2 separate regions of the Homo sapiens genome follow, and region 2 is linked to region 1. Evidence: chromatin loops called from intact Hi-C (ENCODE). Cell type or tissue: endothelial cell of umbilical vein. All regions are shown on one strand. Region 1 overlaps DOCK10 (dedicator of cytokinesis 10). Region 2 overlaps DOCK10 (dedicator of cytokinesis 10).

Region 1 (2,500 bases):
CTTCCTTTCCTAGAATGACCCTTGTGGTTGAGTCTAGAAGTCCCCATATACCATTTGCTTTTCATTGCTAAAGACATACTATGAAAAGAACAAGCCATTGGTATATTATGATATCCACTATTCTGAGTTTTAATAGCCAGTGAAAAGTGCAGAATGCCTTTGAGTACCCTGGGACACAATTCTGACCTACTAATATGAAGATGGAATTTGAGAAGATAATGAGACTCTTAGGTGACTGTAGTCATGTGACATAGACTTTTGACTTTGAAAATTGCACTGCCCGGTGTTGAAAGTCTAACTGTTCAAGTGTAAGGTCTGCTTCTTATTCGTATTGGTGTCCTGGATATAAACAGCTTAGATCACCAAAGGTGGTCCATGAAGGTAAATTGAAATAGAGTTTTACTGGTGTGGACAAAATTGAAGTATAGTTGATAGGTGGTCTTCCTACACAGTGTACAGTCTTACCAGCTTTCAGACATCAGAACTTTCTTATTTATGGTTTTGTACTTCCCAGAAATGATCCCATCTCAGGCTTTCTACATCTTTTGCTCAGGAAGAAACTCATTTCTGACTTTCTCAACTTTTTTTCTGCTATTTTGCATCAGTCTTTTCTTAAACTGAATCATTTGACAATATGATTCAATGTGTCCTTGAAACCATTTTTCTTAGCCCTTGCTTTCTTTTCTTACTTTCTTTGCCACTTTACTGAGTCACACACTTTGGTGACTAAGTTCTTTATTTTTTGTTTTGTTTTAAAGTTTCTATTACTACCAGCTTGAAAAAGAAAGATGAAAAAAAGTAGCAAATACAATTATTGAAGCAGTACAAGTTTTTGCAATGAATGGCTTAATAAATACATCAATACTGCTTATTTTAGTGAATCATTAGGACACATGTAGTGCAGGAGTTCATACTGCTTAGTCCCAGAACCCACATACAAGGAGGACTAGCTTCTACCTGGTGTGCCAAAATAAAGGAAAGTGCTTCTGTGTCAGGCCCTCAACCTGGAAGAAAACTATTTTAATTCAATGTTTGATAATCTATTGAATGCCTATGAATCAGACATTGTGTTGGGTACTTGAAGTACAGATATGAACTGATTTGTCCCTTGTCTAGTAACAGAAAGGAAGTGAATGAGTAAGTGAAGAAGTACACTAAAGTGTTAGAGGGCTGGGTGCAGTGGCTCACGCCTGTAATCCCAGCACTTTGAGAGGCCAAGTTTGAGGCTGCAGTGACTTCCCACTACACTCCAGCCTGGATAACAGAGCGAGACTCCATCTCTTTAAAAAAAAGTGTTAAAAGGAGGAAACTAAGCTTTGCTGATATCAGCTATGAGCCAGGCACTATGTTAGAAGGAATGGGCCTCTTTAAAAAGGGAAACGTGTTCTTAGTGCTGTTTTTTAAGGTGATATGTTGAGTTGAGTTGTGCCAAAGCAGGAAGTATTTTCCTTACCATCAAGCAAAGCCAATTACTTCATCCTCTTTGTTCTCAAGAATTTTGTTTCAGAAAAGCCTTTTGGTTCCTCAAGGTACTCAAGGGATCAACATTATGTTATAAAATAGCAATCTAGATGTTTCTGAAAGATAATTCATGAAATAAATATTTATTTTCCATCTGCTTTGTGCCAAGTTCTGCTTTAGCTGCTGAAAATCTTTCAACAATCAAGACAGAAGAAGTCTCTGTCCTGCTAGAGGCTACTGTCTAACAGTGAGAAACAAGTGACAGAGGAGTGAAAAAGCAAACCAAGATATTTCCCAGTGGTGATAAGTGTTATCAAGAGAAGCAGGTGGGGTCATGTTATAAAGTAACTGGGTGTGAGGGCAATGTAGCTTGGAAGTCAGGGATGCTTCTTTGTAGAGGTGACATTTAAACTGAGTTGTGACTGAAAAATAGGAACCAGCTATACAGAGAGTGTAAAGGCCCTACCGAGAGGATGAGCTTGGCAAGTTGGGGGAACAGAAAGAATGCTTGATGTCTGTGCAGTGACTGAGGAAAGTAGGCTAGATGAGAGCTCAGAGAACATGGGGAACCAGATGACAGGGGTTATGGGAGGAGCTGGATTTGACTCTTAAGGCAATGGGAAGCCACTGAGAAGTTTTAACCAGAGGCATGGCGTTATCTAATTTGTGTTCCTAACAGCTTCCATTGAGTACTGTGTGTGAACGAATCAAAGCGGAGCAAAGAAGAAAGCAGGAGGACCAGTTACAAAACCACTTCTTGGAGGGGAGGTATGGTCCAGGCAAATGAGGGTATTTGTGGCTTGGGACAGCAGAGTGAATAGAGAAAAACTTTTAATATATACAGTCACAATATAAGAATACTGCCTTGGTGAAAAGTAATCTTTCTCGTGTACCAGATACCAGACGAAGTCTCTGATTCTCGGTATTTCTTAACCATAAGCATTCTAAATCAACTTGCTTTTTCATCCATAAAAGGGCATGAGCTCCTTAAACACAGGGCTTTTGCTTTTCTTGTCAGTCTCACTAGTCTAGGAAGTGC
Region 2 (2,500 bases), 110 kb before region 1:
AATCCCTCAAACCTGGGAGGCAGAGGTTGCAGCGAGCCAAGATCATGCCACTGTACTCCCAGCCTGGGTGACAGAGTGAGACTCTACCTCAAAAACAAAACAACCCCCTCCCCCGCAAGAAAAAAACTGTACCTCATAAATAGTTTACTCATTGGTTGGTAATAAAGTATTTCATGCTCCTAAATAATTTTATTATTTTATTTGCATCTTGATATTTGATTAGTTTTTGATGTCTACATGGGTAATACTCTCTACCATAATACATATATATTTATATATATAATATTTATAAATTATATATATAGTACTTTTCCTCCCTATAATTTTATGTCTCAAAATGAAAGGAAAGCTGTCTTTTGGAGCCCGTAAAGTGCCTCTAGGTTCAAATTATTTGATTAACAATCATCGGGTTTATAATTTTGTTGGCCTTCTCTTTAATAAAAAGGGAAACAGACAAAAATTGAGGAATATGAAGCCATATTCATCACCACATGCCAACAACTTCTTTTGCATTTTAATTTAATTCTGATTACCTGGGTCTGATACCCATGTGACAGCTTCAAACAAAATTATGACTGAAGAAACAGGAAAATAATAATAAACAAAAGGTAAAACGAACAAACAAAAGCATTCACTTTGCAGGAACTGAGGAAAATTCTGGGAATTTTATTACCTGGAATGTTTGCTGATCTTATGGGCAGACACAAAGGGATAAAGTGTTCATGTTGACATACTTCTTGAAGAAAATCAAATTTATACTGGCACAAGGTCTGAAAGAGAGGCAAACTAAATGACTATGACTTACAGACCAAGAAACTGAATAAAAACAAACAAACAAAATCTGCACTTGAATCTTATCCCTAAAAAGAAAAAGTAGTTACCATACACTTGTCGGACCACTAGGTAATTAAGTTGAAAGGATTTTGTCCCCTCCGAACTGCAGTTAAGCTCCCTACTTTTGGAGACTGGTCAAGGCCTCTTCAGGAAATAATCCCATTTGTAACCTACATGTAGCTTCTATGAGATAAGATCCTACTGAGTCATATTTTTTAGCTTCTTTTAGCATGAATCATGACACATTTATTCTGAAAAAAATTCCTGCTGTAACACATGCACAGAATTCTCTCAAAAACTACACTCAGATAATGAAACAGACTTCTACAATGAGCTCCTACCATCCAGAGCTAAGGAAGACAATGGTGTGTATCACGTAAAATTAGAGTGAAACCCTGTATGCCACATGTTCTCATAGTACATTAATTAATTCGTCTTTCCTCCCTGCCCTTGCAAATAGGTCTGTCTTTGCAATAATGTTTGAGTTAGATGGAGAGAAATGGAGTCCAGGCACGGTCAAAGTAACACAGGAGTCAAGAACAGCCACATCAGTAGGAAAAATAAGCATGTTCCTGACTGCTCTATTTTTACTCTCATGCATGCTAAGTAACCATGTTTTAAGACTAAGTTCGATGATCATCATTATATTCACTAATCTCAGCTCACAAAATAAAATATATCCCATTTACTCAGATATTTTAGAATTATATCTTGTGGCAACTTTAGTTAATAATTTAAAATACTGCCATTTCAAAAAGGATAATATTTGACTTAAACCTTTGTACATCAAAGTGAACAGGAGCATTATTAAATTATATGTTAACTATTTTACATTGAGAACATTCTGTTTGGTCTTTGAAAATACATAATTTAGGTCTGCTGCAATTAAATGGATATTCTGCAAATTTCATGCATGACAGGAGCACAAATGAAGAATATACTTTCAAAAAAAATTGAGAGAGAGAATTGGATTTTCAAAACCAGATGACATAAAATCATGTAACTCCTCTGGTCAAAATCTCCACTGCACCCCATCTCCCAAAAATAATGTTTAAGCAACTAAGCATGACGTGAAAGGCTGTAAGAATCTCATGATTTATTTTTGGCTGGTCTAAATCCATTGTTCTTTTCAAATACCTAGATAATTTCCCCTTGAGGACTGGCCTCCTTCACAGTGGGTAAAGGTTAACAGAGAATTATTAATTCATATGCCCTGTCTTCTCTCCTTAAGAGGCAAGCATGTGACCCAAAGCAGGTTGCTCACACACTTCCTCTATGGAAGGTGAATCTGAAGCAGTGTTGGGGGGAGAAAATGGCTTCAGTTGATTCATTTAAGCAGATGCAGCAGCACCTCGGCCAAATGGTTCTTCATTTGCAATTACTGTCAGGCCCCACGTAACGTTTTGGTGAAAGACAGACCATATATACAATGGTGGTTCCATACAATGAGAACAGAGCTATGTAATGGAGTAGGATATATACTAGCTGGGTTTGTGTAAGTACACTCTATGATAGTCACACAGTGACGAAATTGCCTAACAATGCTTTTCTCAGTATGTGTCTCTGTCGTTAAGTGACGCATGACTGTATTCCTTGTGCTTGAAAAGGCCTGGCCCCTGCCTTTTTTTTTTTTTTTTTTGAGACGGAGTCTTGCTCCGTCGCCCAG

Evidence for each region. Hi-C counts contacts between places; a loop is a spot of excess contacts. Peaks named below come from ENCODE experiments on the same cell type or tissue, not always from the same donor. Only the 100,000 strongest peaks of a DNase experiment are listed, where the experiment ranks them.
Region 2: a loop joins it to region 1, with 2.0 times the contacts of the local background. A loop is called at or near these places in 2 of 110 quality-filtered maps.

The regions. Positions count from the first base shown.
Region 1 is chr2:224,925,251-224,927,750 of GRCh38, forward strand. The region is part of intron 2 of DOCK10 (dedicator of cytokinesis 10); the gene reads right to left. Among named protein-coding and RNA genes, the nearest start is that of MIR4439, 84 kb to the right of the region's middle. In endothelial cell of umbilical vein, no CTCF peak of the experiment used is centred here; a DNase peak (open chromatin) is centred at 1,241; H3K27ac peaks cover 2,287 bases.
Region 2 is chr2:224,815,944-224,818,443 of GRCh38, forward strand. DOCK10 (dedicator of cytokinesis 10) reads right to left here. Exons shown (of 56, transcript NM_014689.3): 30 at 674-770. Among named protein-coding and RNA genes, the nearest start is that of CCDC195, 100 kb to the left of the region's middle. In endothelial cell of umbilical vein, no CTCF peak of the experiment used is centred here; a DNase peak (open chromatin) is centred at 1,048; H3K27ac peaks cover 1,435 bases.